Linked DNA regions of Homo sapiens: region 2 is linked to region 1. Evidence: chromatin contacts called from ENCODE Hi-C or POLR2A ChIA-PET data. All regions are on one chromosome and are shown on one strand. The core of a region is the stretch at or near the end of the contact, and the rest is flanking DNA. Distances in the headings are between cores, read along the strand shown.

Region 1 (6,107 bases), core at 1,200-3,699:
TTAAACAGAACAAAGAATTTGCTGACATCTTGAGCTCTTAATATCTGCTCCCTCCTTTCACTTAGAAGTGGTTCTAGGCCGGGCATGGTGGCTCACGCCTGTAATCCCAGCACTTTGGGAGCCTGAGGTGGGCAGATCACGAGGTCAGGAGTTGGAGACCAGCCTGGTCAATATGGTGAAACCCTGTCTCTATTAAGAATATAAAAAAATTAGCCGAGCATGGTGGCGCACACCTGTTGTCCCAGTTACTTGGGGGGTAGGCTGAGGAAGAAGAATCCCTTGAACCCAGGAGGCGGAGGTTGCAGTGAGCCGAGATCGCGCGCCACTGCACTCCAGCCAGCCGGGGCGACAGAGCAAGACTCCCGCTAAAAAAAAAAAAAAAAAAAAGAAGTGGTTCTAAATAGTAATGTTTTGTCTGTCTTGGACTTACAAGAAGGATTCTTTTTTCAACTAAGACCTTCAGTAAATTCATTGAAAGAAAGTCTTTTGTTTCTTCCCCATCTATTCCTGTGTCTCTTCATATTGTTCACTACAGTAGTTTTAATGTTGCTTTTTGATATTACTACATTTGGTTGCAGATTCGGATTCCCAAATTTTCTGTGACATGACTGCCTCTGGCTGTTTTTTAATTATAGGGTGTTTATAACAAAACATCTTTTTTCGTACTCCTGAGGGTTGGTCTGTTTGCTTATGTATATAAATCATTGTTATTAATATTATGTTTGTATTGCATCCATAATCCAAAGCTATCCTAGAATGTTCACTCCAAGAGAGCAGGGTTATCTTCCTTGTTCTCTCCTGGCACTTAGGTGCTCAATAAATATTCGTTGAATGAATGAATTTCAGGCCTTCTTCTAGGGCTGCTCTAGTCTCTGGAAACAGCACAACCCCCAAGGTTTTTTTTTTTTTTTAATAATTTATCGGTCCTATAGTGTATTTATTTATTTATTTATTTATTTATTTATTTATTTATTTGAGATGAGGTGTCTCCATATTGCCCAGGCTGGGATCGAACTCCTGAGCTCAGGTGATCTTCCCACCTCAGCTTTTCAAAGTGCTGGGATTACAGTGGTGAACCATGACGCCCAGCCTTAGTGTTTTTCTTGAGGGCTGTGGAATCTTTATGTTCACTTCCACTGGGACTCATGCTCACTTGCTCGTTAGGCATGGATAAAACATCTTTCTTAAACTGACAGTGAGGAGATAAGAGATGCTGGAAAGCAAAAAATGTCTAGAAGGGTTATGGGAAGAAAGCTAGGAATCATTTCTACAAGTGGTGGAGATGACAGAAAGATGCTTTTAAACTAAAAATCCTTAAAGGATGGTATGATTGGTATTGTGTCTGTCATTTTTATGATACCTGCATTATTTAGCATGGAATTTTAAAGACAGGGCACACAGTTATGAGAAGCAGCCCTAAACTAGAACAAATATTTCCTTATTCTCAGTCCAATGCTCTTTACTATATAAGAGGCAATAAGGGATAAAGAATGCGGGCTGGGTTCAAATTCGTCTTCCTTTCCCATTTAATAGCTATGGTCCCATTCTGTTCCTCAGTCCTCTTATCTGTAAAATGGACATAATACTAACCTGTACCTCTTAGGGTTGCTTTGAAAAATTCAATGACTTTATACATGTAATTCCCAGAATCAGTAAACACCCAAAAAATGTTTCTCAGTGTTCTCTATACCAAATGTTCAGTACATGTATTGAACTGTTCACAAAAGAAAGCTAAAGACTTTTTATGTGTAAACAGTGATCCTCCAGCCTCTGTCTGATTTATTTTTTATTTATATATTTTTTTGAGACGGAGTTTCGCTCTTGTTGCCCAGGCTGGAGTGCAATGGCGCGATATCGGCTCACCGCAATCTCCGCCTCCCAGGTTCAAGAGATTCTCCTGTCTCAGCCTCCCGAGTAGCTGGAATTACAGGCGTGCACCACCACGCCCGGCTAATTTTGTATTTTTAGTAGAGACGGCGTTTCTCCATGTTGCTCAGGCTGGACTCGAGCTCCCGACCTCAGGTGATCTGCCAGCCTCAGCCTCCCAAAGTGTTGGGATTACAGGCGTGAGCCACCGCGCCCGGCCTGTCTGTCTGATTTTATACTAGCTGTGTACAGTGGTGAGGGAACAGCAGCCTAGGACCACAGACTGAGGGTCCAAAAGTAGCCGGAAAACGAGCCACGCTGCAAGGTGGAAAAATATTAGCTGGCAACCCGCCCCGCAGCCCGCTCTCCGCCCCCTTCCCCGGCTCACTCTCCTCCGGGCGGAGTTGCTGACAGACAGTCTGTCTTAGCCACCCCAACCTCGCATTTTCTCAGCGCTCCGCCCTCCCAGACACGATAGGTAGTTGGTCTCGGCCAATGGCGACATCCTGTCATACGAGCGGTAGCCAATGAGTAGCCAGGAGTCCGGAAAGGGGCGAGGCCGATCTGAGAGCCGCTGGCGCCACTAGAGAAGGGCGAGCGGCGCGGCAGAGTGCGGCGCAGCGCAGCTCCTGAGGTAAGATGGCGGTGCTCTTTCCTCTAAGCTCTTGCGGTTGGGCTGCTATTTCGCTCTTTTTGTCAGCTCAGAGCTGCTACTCCGCCTCAAAGCAGTGTCAGAGTCAGTCTCCTTCCTGCAGGCTTCCAGGAGCCAGGATCTCCGGTGACTGGAGCCGTAGGACAAAATGGCGCTCGCATAGGCTTCCGAGGCCAGGCCCAGTCGTGCGCTCTGAGGCAGGCCGGGACAAAGGCGGCGTGCGGGGAGGCGGCGTGGCCGCCGCGTGGGGCTGGTGTTGTCGCTTCCCTTCGTGCTGCAGCTGTGCGAGTCCTGAAGATACATTCAGCGTGGTGTGGTTCGGGGTGGGGCCGGGCATGGAGGGACACGCTAAAGGGAGGCAAAGCCACAGATGCCTGTGGAGACTTGGGGAGGGCGGCGGGGACTTACGGAGCGTACCTTACGGGGACGACTTCTGCATGTCCTTTGGAAACTGTCCGCGCGATCTGTGTGGAGCAGGAATTTTCGGGAAGGGTAAGGGCTTTTTGGTCTTTCGTTTGACCCCGCAGGTTTTGGTTATGAACAGGATTCGGATTCACGTCTTGCCAACCAATCGGGGGAGGATCACTCCAGTGCCCAGGTCTCAGGAACCTCTGTCTTGTGCATTCACTCATCGTCCATGCTCTCACCCTCGTCTGGAGGGGCAGGAGTTTTGCATTAAGCATATCCTTGAAGACAAGAATGCACCCTTCAAGCAGTGTAGTTATATATCGACGAAGAATGGAAAAAGATGTCCCAATGCTGCCCCAAAGCCAGAGAAGAAAGATGGGTATATATGTATAGATATATATGTCGTTTTTCTTAAAGCGAGGGGGTATGTGATATGATGCGGGCTTCAGCATAGCTGCCGCGTTTGAGATTTTGTCCTTGTAAATTTGGGGTTATGGTTGTATCCTTGGAAAACTGAAAAAACGGTGAAGACTGGAAAGACCCTTGAGTTGGATTACTTAGTTCACCTCTTTGGTTCTTTTCCCTTATCTGTAAAATAAAGGCATATTCTAAATTAGTCTTTTTTTTTTTTTTTTTTTTTTTAAGAGAGATGGGGTCTTGCTATTTTGACCAGGCCGGTCTCAAACTCCTGGCCTCAAGGTATCCTCCCATCTCGGCCTCCCAGAGTGCTGGGATTACAGGCGTGAGCGACCGCGCCCGGCCCTAAAGTTAATTTTTTGGCGGGGGGGCGGCGCACAGATTCTTGCTTTATTCCCCAGGCTGGAGTGCAGTGGAGATCTCGGCTCACTGCAACCTCCTCCTTCCAGGTTCAAGCGATTCTCCTGCCTCCTAAGTAGTTGGGACTTAAGGCGTGCGCCACTATGCCCGGCTAATTTTTGTACTTTTTAGTAGAGACGGGGTTTCACCATGTTGGCCAGGCTTGTTTTGAACTGCTGACCTCAGGTGATCCATCCGCCTCGGCCTCCCAGAGTGTTGGGATTACAGGAGTGAGCCACCGCACCTGGCCCCTAAAATTCTTCTTAATGGAGGGGTGTGTGGCTCTATTTGGCTGTCCATGAATTTTGTTAAATAACATGCAAAGTTATATATGTGTGTATTCTTCTGTAAGAGGCTTCATAGTTTTCATCATGTATGCAAAGGTATCCATGCAAAAACATAACCTGACTAGATAATTTTTTACGTATCTTATAGTTTTAAAATTGTGTCCCTGGCTGGTCGCAGTGGCTCATGCCTGTAATCCCAGCACTTTGGGAGGCCACGGGAGGAGGATCACTTGAGGCCAGGAGTTGGAGACCAACCCAGGCAATACAGTGAGACCCCGTCTCTACAGAAGATTAAAAAACTCGCTGGGCATAGTGGCGTGGACATGTAGTCCCCACTACTTGGGAGGCTGAGGTGGGAGGATCACTTGAGCCTGGGAGTTCCAGACCAGACTTGGCAACATAGACTTCGTTTCTACAAAAAACTAAAAAAAATTTGCTGGGCACAGTGGTGCATGCCTATAGTTCTAGCTACTTTGAGGCTGAGGCAGGAGGATCGCTTGAACCAAGCAGTTTAAGGCTACAGTGAACTATGATTGCACCACTGCACTTTAGCCTGGGCAACAGAGCAAGACCCAATCCCTTGCCTCAGCCTCCCAAAGTGCTGGGATTACAAGGGTGAACCACTTCATCCGTCCTGTTATTTCCCTTTAATAAAGTCAAATGAGTTGACCTTGGGCCAGTTAAATTCCTCTGACTTGCATTTTTAGAAATGAATGTAATAGTCATTTTAATTCCCTAAAAATGATTTAAAGATTAGGGACTGTGAACATTATTGAACGCTTTCAAGAAGGAACTTATAAAATATTAATGTTTTGTCTCTTCAGGGTGTCCTTCTGTGCTGAACATGTCCGTAGGAATGCCCTGGCACTTCATGCTCAAATGAAGAAGACCAACCCAGGGCCTGTGGGTGAAACACTCCTGTGCCAGCTGAGCTCATATGCTAAGACAGAGCTGGGGTCTCAGACTCCAGAAAGTAGTCGCAGTGAAGCCAGCCGAATACTAGGTAAGGACCTTCTCTCCTGGAATGAAAAAGGAGGAAGAAAGTTAAGGGGGAACTATTTTGGGTTAGCACAATGCCTTGATCTATTTGGCAATATTGTTAATTCATCAGGAATTTGGTGAGAATGCTGGGATTGCTTTGTTGTTTACCAGTTCTTTTGAATTTGAAGTTGTGTTTGCCTAGGTTTACTTTCCTGAGTTGGTGACCATTTCTTTCATTGCTTTTTTAATGCTCAGCAGCTTTGTTAGGTAATTTCAGGAAACAGTAATTTTAAGTTGATTTTTCTGTTTGAGAGGGCATGGTTTACTCATTTATGTTGTAAGTAATCTTACTTGGGTTGTATTTTCTTAAAGCGTTTTTATTTGCCAGTACCTTTGTACTAAGTGTTTTTTTTTTTGTTTTGTTTTTAAAATTTCAAGGTTTGGGTTGATAAAAGTAATCTAGTTTTGTGTGGTGGAGTTACAGAGGTGGGAAGTCTTAATGGCTGCTCTCCCTTCCTTGCCTCAGATGAAGACAGCTGGAGTGATGGGGAGCAGGAACCCATTACTGTGGATCAGACATGGAGAGGTGACCCTGACAGTGAAGCTGATAGCATAGACAGTGATCAAGAAGATCCCCTAAAGTAAGTTGTAACTCCACATAAGGCATTTGAAATGTAGTTAGTATGTGGAATGTAGTGCTGCATGCTGTTAATAAATTAGTAACCTAGGAGGGTTGAAGACAGCTATTTGTCAGCAGTAAGAGGTTCTGTATATAAAAGTGGCATGGTTCATTGTCGTCTTGCTTCAAGGCAGGATGATTCTTTTTTAGAAGCCTTGTAATTTAAAAAAAGTTTGAACACCAAATTCTACGTATGAGAAAGTATAGGGGAGAAAACAGGAAATTTAGACATGGGAGTGTGGGAGGTGGATTGAGAAATGGTCAGACCAGTTTAGAGAAGAGAAAATGGTTGTGAATGGGTGCTTGGCCTAAACCTCAGGAATAATGTGATTGTAGTTGAATACTTCTGCAAAATGTCGTGTTTATGGGATTTATAAATTTTTTAAAGTTATATATTGTTTTAAATTGACAATTGTAC
Region 2 (6,018 bases), core at 213-2,712, 4.5 Mb before region 1:
ATTTGACTGGAAGCTCCCTGAAGGCAGGGGCTGTGGCCTGTCTCCTTTCCTTCCTCTAGATCTCCCCCTGGTGCTTAATACAGAGCTTGGATCACTGGGGTTGGTCAATATGTTGACTAAGGCAGCATTCAAGAGTGAAACTGCAAACAGGCTTCCCAGTTATCTTGGAGGAGGACTCTAGAGCTTTTTACCTGAGCCATGCTGATTTCTCACTTAAGGCAACCCAAAAGTTCAGGAGTTCCTAGGTCCACCTTTCCTTGAGACACTGTCGTTTTGAAGAACTGTCACCAAATCACGGTAGCGACTCCTTCGTGTCCCATCAGTCCTGTTGCCATATTGAACTTTGTCTTCAAATAGAACTTAGTGTCCTCCGAAGAAAAGATAGGTGTTCCAAGAATCCCTGGACTCTGCCTGGCTCCTGCCTATTGTCTGAAGAAAAAGAGAGTCTACCAGTCTTGGTTTTCCAGTTGAATTCTCTTGATGAAGCTCACGATCTGTTTCAGAAACCTGAAACCAGAAAGGAAGAGGGGGGCTGCTAAATGCAACATCTTCAGGCCATTACAACGTGCGATATGAATTTTTTTTTTGCTGGGCGCTCTCTGTGAAGCTCAGAACGAGGACATGAGTCAAGAAGAGTTTTCTTTCTAGGTCAATAGGAGGAACTGGTCTCCTGGGCAAGGAGTGGAAGCCAACAGGAGCAAAAGTAATTGGGGCCTCCTATGGAGGAACTCTGCCAAAAGGAAAGTTGCTTGGATTTGCCATCTCAGGAATGGAAGAAGGGGGCGGAGACCCTTTGGGGCTTTTGTGCCCAGTGGGCCGGCCCGAAAAGCTCGCACTTTACAGAGGCGGCAAGACTAGGGTGGAGGAAAGCTCAAGGGCCATCGCTGGGTGCTTCGGTGGCGGGCAGAAACGGGACTGGCAGTGCCCACACGTGTGCGTTCTCCCCGTCCGCCCGAAGGTAGGGAAACTTGCTGCGGAGGTGGAGGACAGGCAGGCGAAGCCCGGCGCGGCGTGTCGCCCGCCTCGCTCCGGCCAGCCAGCCTCTGCACCCGCTGCACCAACCGGGAGCAGAGCCGGAGAGTGCCGAGAAGCGCGCGAGATGCGTGCTCGCGCCCGCGTCCCCTCCGAGAGCCCTCTCCCGGGCCGGGGACGCGGCGGGACGCGCGGGCAGGGGGCGGTGTGCGCGCACGGCCTTTCCCCTCCCTCCCCCGGAGATCCCCCTCCCTTCGCCACGCGCCCCTCCTCCCCTCCCCTCCCCCTTCCCGCGCGGCACCCCACGGCTTGCGAGCTACTGAAGCGCTGCCGTCTGTACGGACGACGCTGCGGTCTTTGGGGCTTGCTCCTACCTGCCAGGCGCGGCCTCCCGCTGGCTCCCTGGCCGCGCGGCGCCTCCTCCAGGCCCCAGCACACCCTGCCAACCCCACCGCCGCGGCTGCCCCCACCGGGACCGAGGCAAGTTTACAAACACCAACCCCGGCCCGTTTCCCCGGAAGCACTTCCCCCTCCCCCTCGTCCTCTCCGCCGAGCGGCTGCATCCACTTCCGGGCTCGGCAGCTAGACTAGCGGGGGCAGCCTCAGAGCGGGTGAGCTTGGGGACGCACGGAGAGGTGCAGCTGGGTGAGTGGGCGGCGCCGTGCGCCGAGGGCATGGAGGAGGGAGCGCTGAGGCCGGCGCGTGCGCCGTGGCCGGGGCGCGCCCCGGCCGCCATCGAGACTGAGGGCAGGACCCTCGGCCCTTCGATGATTGTACGCTGGGTGCTCGATGGGAGGAGGGTTTGCTGGGTGAGCTGGTTCAGACTCCTTGAAAAATCATCGTCACTCTTTCTTCCTCGCGGACGTCCTGCCCATCGCTCTGAGCCGGCGCCCCAAGTAGAGCCAGAGTAGTTCGTACCCAGCCTTTTCACGTAACTCGGCCGAGGTGGTTCTTCTCCGAATTTTTTCCGTCAGGCCCAGATTAGCAGATTTTGGGGTCAGCTGGGAGAGGCGTTAACTTTTCTTCGCACACTCTTGCTTTGTGCGCTCAACCACAGTCTGAATTCTCGCAGAGGCGTTCCTTGAGTAGCCCTTGGCCACACTGCTCACCTCCCTGCAGAAGTCAAAGCCCCAGCCCTCCTCTGCGAATCCCGAGGCCAGCCTGGTTGGTTACCTTCTCCCCTTCGCCCTTTACTCCAGGCCGTCCAGCATCAAACACTAGCCTCCACACGTGGAAAAGACCCTGACTCCCACAGTAGACTAGTCTTATGGGAGTCCTGGCTCTTGGGCCAGGCTGCATTAGGAAAATGGAAACCAGACTGTCTTCAAATTCTTCTGCCTAGCCTTAGCCATTAGAGAGAGGTCCTGCTAAAGATGGACTGCAAATGCGCTTGATGGAAGGAGATGTCAATTCCACTGAAGTCCTCATTTCTGCTGTAGGTGATATTATGTCGTGACTTTAGGAGAAGTAATGGTGATACCAAAAGAAAAAAAAAACTGTATGATGAAAAAAAGACAAGGATTCTCAACTTTTTTTTTTTTGTAGACAGATTTCATTTCCCTGAGCCACTCCATGATTTGGGCCATTGAAAGTACGTTTTTTGTGTTTTAGGATCATTCTAAAATAGAGACAAAATGGAGAAAGAGAGAGATAAAGAAACATCACCAGGAATAAGTCTTTTAAATCTTTTTTGAAAATTAGCTCCTACTTATTTTACAAATCGACACAACGCAAAAGTATAAAAGACACAAAATGGTTATTCTCCCCCTCTACTTATCCCATGCTCCTGAAGGGAATCATTCTTACCAGTTTGGTATATATGCTTTTAGGCTTTTTTCTGTGTTCATACAAAAATCTTTTCAACCAGTATTTATTGAGCACCTGTAATGCGCCATACAGTGTATTTTAGACATCTGAGTCAGCTAACATTTAAAAAACTGTTGCACAGTATTCCAGTTTATGTGTGTGCCTTGTCCCATCTTGATGAACATTTAGGTTTCAGATTTTTTTGCTTTATAAACAATACAATAATGAACATCCTTAAATAGTTATCTTTTTGCTCCGGGCAGGGTGGCTCACACCTGTAATCCCAGCACGTTGGGAAGCCGAGGTGGGCGGATCATCTGAGGTCGGGAGTTCCAGACCAGCCTGACCAACATGGAGAAACCGCGTCTCTTCTAAAAATACAAAATTAGCCGGGCGTGGTGGCACATGCCTGTAATCCCAGCTACTCGAGAGGCTGAGTCAGGAGAATCACTTGAACCCGGGAGGCGGGAGTTGTGGTGAGGCGAGAGTCGTGCCTTTCCTGGGCAATAAGAGTGAAACTCTGTCTCAAAAAAGAAAAAAAAGTTACCTTTTGCATTTATAAGGATTTATAGATAGGATATGTGCTTTTATTTAAATTTATTTTTATTTTTATTTTTTTTTGAGATGGAGTCTCACTCTGTCACCCAGGCTAGAGTGCAATGGCACAATCTTGGCTCACTGCAACCTCCACCTCCCAGGTTCAAGCAATTCTCCTGGCTTAGCCTCCTGAGTAGCTGGCGCCTGCTGCCAGCCCGGCTAATTTTTTTGTATTTTTTAGTAGAGATGGAGTTTCACCATGTTGGTCAGGCTGGTCTTGAACTCCTGACCTCAGGTCATCTACCCACCTTGGCCTCCCAAAGTGCTGGGATTCCAGGTGTGAGCCACCACACCCGGCCCTATTTTCATTCTGTTTAAAGATAGGGTCTTGGTCTGTCGCCCAGGCTGGAGTGCAATGGTGCAGTCAGGGCACACTGCAGCCTCAACCTCCTGGGCTCAAGGAATCCTCCCATCTTAGCCTCCCAAGTAGTTGGGACTACAGATGTGGGCAACTGTGCCTGGATAATTTTGTAGTTTTTTTTTTGTTTTTTTGTTTTTTGTAGAGACAGGGTTTTGCCATGTTGCCCAGGCTGGTCTCGAATTCCTAGGCTCAAGCTATCCATTGGCCTCGGCCTCCTAGAGTGCTAGGATTACAGGATTGAGCCACCATGCCTGGCCGGATATGTAAATTTTAATAGATTCTGTGAAAATGAATTGTAAAAGTTTGTAACAACTCCCATGTTTACTCAGAACCATGTGTGAATGTTCCCTATTCCTACAACTTTGGCAATGTTTAGTGTATGCTATGAATTTTTTATACAGTTACTAGTTTAATGGGTGAAAAATAGTATTTGTTTTAATTTTCATGTCATTAATAGTGAAGTTAATATTCTCTTATTGCCTTTTTTTTTTTTAAGAGATGGGTCTCTGGACAGGCACGGTGGCTCACGCCTGTAATCCCAGCACTCTGGGAGACCGAGGTGGGCGGATCACCTGAGGCCAGGAGTTTGAGACCAGCTGGGCCAACATGGAGAAACCCCATCTCTACTAAAAATACAAAAAAATTAGCTGGGCTTGGTGGCACGTGCCTGTAATCCCAGTTACCAGGTGGCTGAGGCAGGAGAATCACTTGAACCCGGGAGGCGGGGGTTGCAGTGAGCCCATATTGTGCCATTGCACTCCAGCCTGGGCAACAAGAGCGAAACTCTGTCTCAAAAAATAAATAAATAAATAAATAAATAAATAGATGGGTCTCCACGCTTTGTTGCCTTAGGCTGGTTTCCAACTCGTGAGCTCAAGTGATCCTCCCACTTCAGCCTTCCAAATAGGTGGGACTATTTTATTGCTCTTTGACCATTTTAATTGTTTTTGTAAACTGTCTGTTCATATCCTTTGCCCATTAAAAAAAGGTAGATCATTTGTATATTTCTTATTGATGGTAGAAATCCTGTCTGTGTTATGGATAATAACTATTCTTTGTCGTCTGCATTTAAAATATTTTCTCTTTTTCACTTATCTTTCAGCTTTTGAGACAAAAGTCATGCTTTATGGGAAAATATTTGAAACATTTCTGTCTTTGCTAGGAACAAGCCAGGGATGTTTACTATTAAAACTAAGATTTTAGGAGAGCTCCTGGCCACCCTAAAGCCTCCTTGATTTCATATATATTCATCTTACAAAGAGAAACGATTGACAATGTATCAAAACTATGGAGTTCAGCAACATGACCAGATGTCAGATTAACAAACAAAAATTATATAAATAAAATATAAGAATATAACCAACACTAAAATACCATAGAATAAATAATCTGATTCACAATAAAAACATTATATTTTGGCCAGGCGAGGTGGCTCACACCTGTAATCCCAGTGCTTTGGGAGGCTGAGGTGGGAGGATTGCTTGAAGCCAAGAGTTTAAGACCAGCCTGGGCAACATAGTGAGACCCTGTTTACAAAAAATTAAAAAATTAACCCGGCATGCTGGCATGTGCCTGTAGTCCTAGCTACTCAGGAGGCTGAGGTGGGAGAATTGTTTGAGCCCAAGAGTTCGAAGCTGCAGTAAGACATGATTGTGCTACTGCACTTCAGCCTGGGTGATACAGCAAAACTTATTCTCTAAAATAATAAATAAATATTTTTTTTTTTTTTGAGATGGAGTCTCGCTCTGTCACCCAGGCTGGAGTGCAGTGGCATGATCTCGGCTCACTGCAAGCTCCGCCTCCCGGGTTCTCGCCGTTCTCCTGCCTCAGCCTCCTGAGTAGCTGGGACTGCAGGTGCCCACCACCATGCCGGGCTAATTTTTTGTATTTTTAGTAGAGATGGGGTTTCACCATATTAGCCAGGATGGTCTCGATCTCCTGACCTCGTGATCCACCCGCCCTGGCCTCCCAAAGTGCTGGGATTACAGGCGTGAGCCACTGCTCCCAGCCCCTTCTGGTATTCTTGTTTTTTTTTTTGAGATGGAATTTTGCTCTTGCTGCCCAGGCTGGAATGCAATGGTGCGATCTTGGCTCACTGCAACCTCTGCCTCCCGGGTTCAAGCGATTCTTCTGCCTCAGCCTCCCAAGTAGCTGGGATTACAGGCATGCACCACCACACCCGGCTAATTTTTGTATTTTTAGTAGAGACGGGGTTTCACCATGTTGGTCAGGCTGGTCTCGAACTCCTGACCTCAGGTGACCTCAGGTGATCCACCTGCCTC

Evidence for each region. A loop is a pair of places that touch in the nucleus more often than their neighbours do. ChIA-PET counts read pairs that join two places held with the same protein, here RNA polymerase II (POLR2A). Pooled maps may share reads with other maps.
Region 2: a pooled map shows a loop between it and region 1 (7-fold over the local background). The contact joins the promoter of ZNF740 here to the promoter of KANSL2 in region 1. A Hi-C loop is called at or near these places in 1 of 50 pooled maps. POLR2A ChIA-PET finds 5 or more read pairs at or near these places in 2 of 52 experiments (H1 and activated T-cell).

The regions. Positions count from the first base shown.
Region 1 is chr12:48,678,580-48,684,686 of GRCh38, reverse strand. It overlaps KANSL2 (KAT8 regulatory NSL complex subunit 2), which reads left to right and starts at 2,449. Exons shown (of 10, transcript NM_017822.4): 1 at 2,449-2,500; 2 at 3,046-3,305; 3 at 4,854-5,032; 4 at 5,537-5,651. The coding sequence starts at 3,055. RefSeq lists silencers at 2,102-2,151, 2,192-2,401 and an enhancer at 2,482-2,751.
Region 2 is chr12:53,176,166-53,182,183 of GRCh38, reverse strand. ZNF740 (zinc finger protein 740) reads right to left here and starts at 1,462. Exons shown (of 7, transcript NM_001004304.4): 1 at 1,347-1,462; 2 at 192-507. The coding sequence starts at 200. CSAD (cysteine sulfinic acid decarboxylase) reads left to right here and starts at 1,259. Exons shown (of 17, transcript NM_001244705.2): 1 at 1,259-1,452; 2 at 3,042-3,082. RefSeq lists silencers at 445-739, 1,093-1,392, 1,683-1,772 and an enhancer at 1,435-1,993.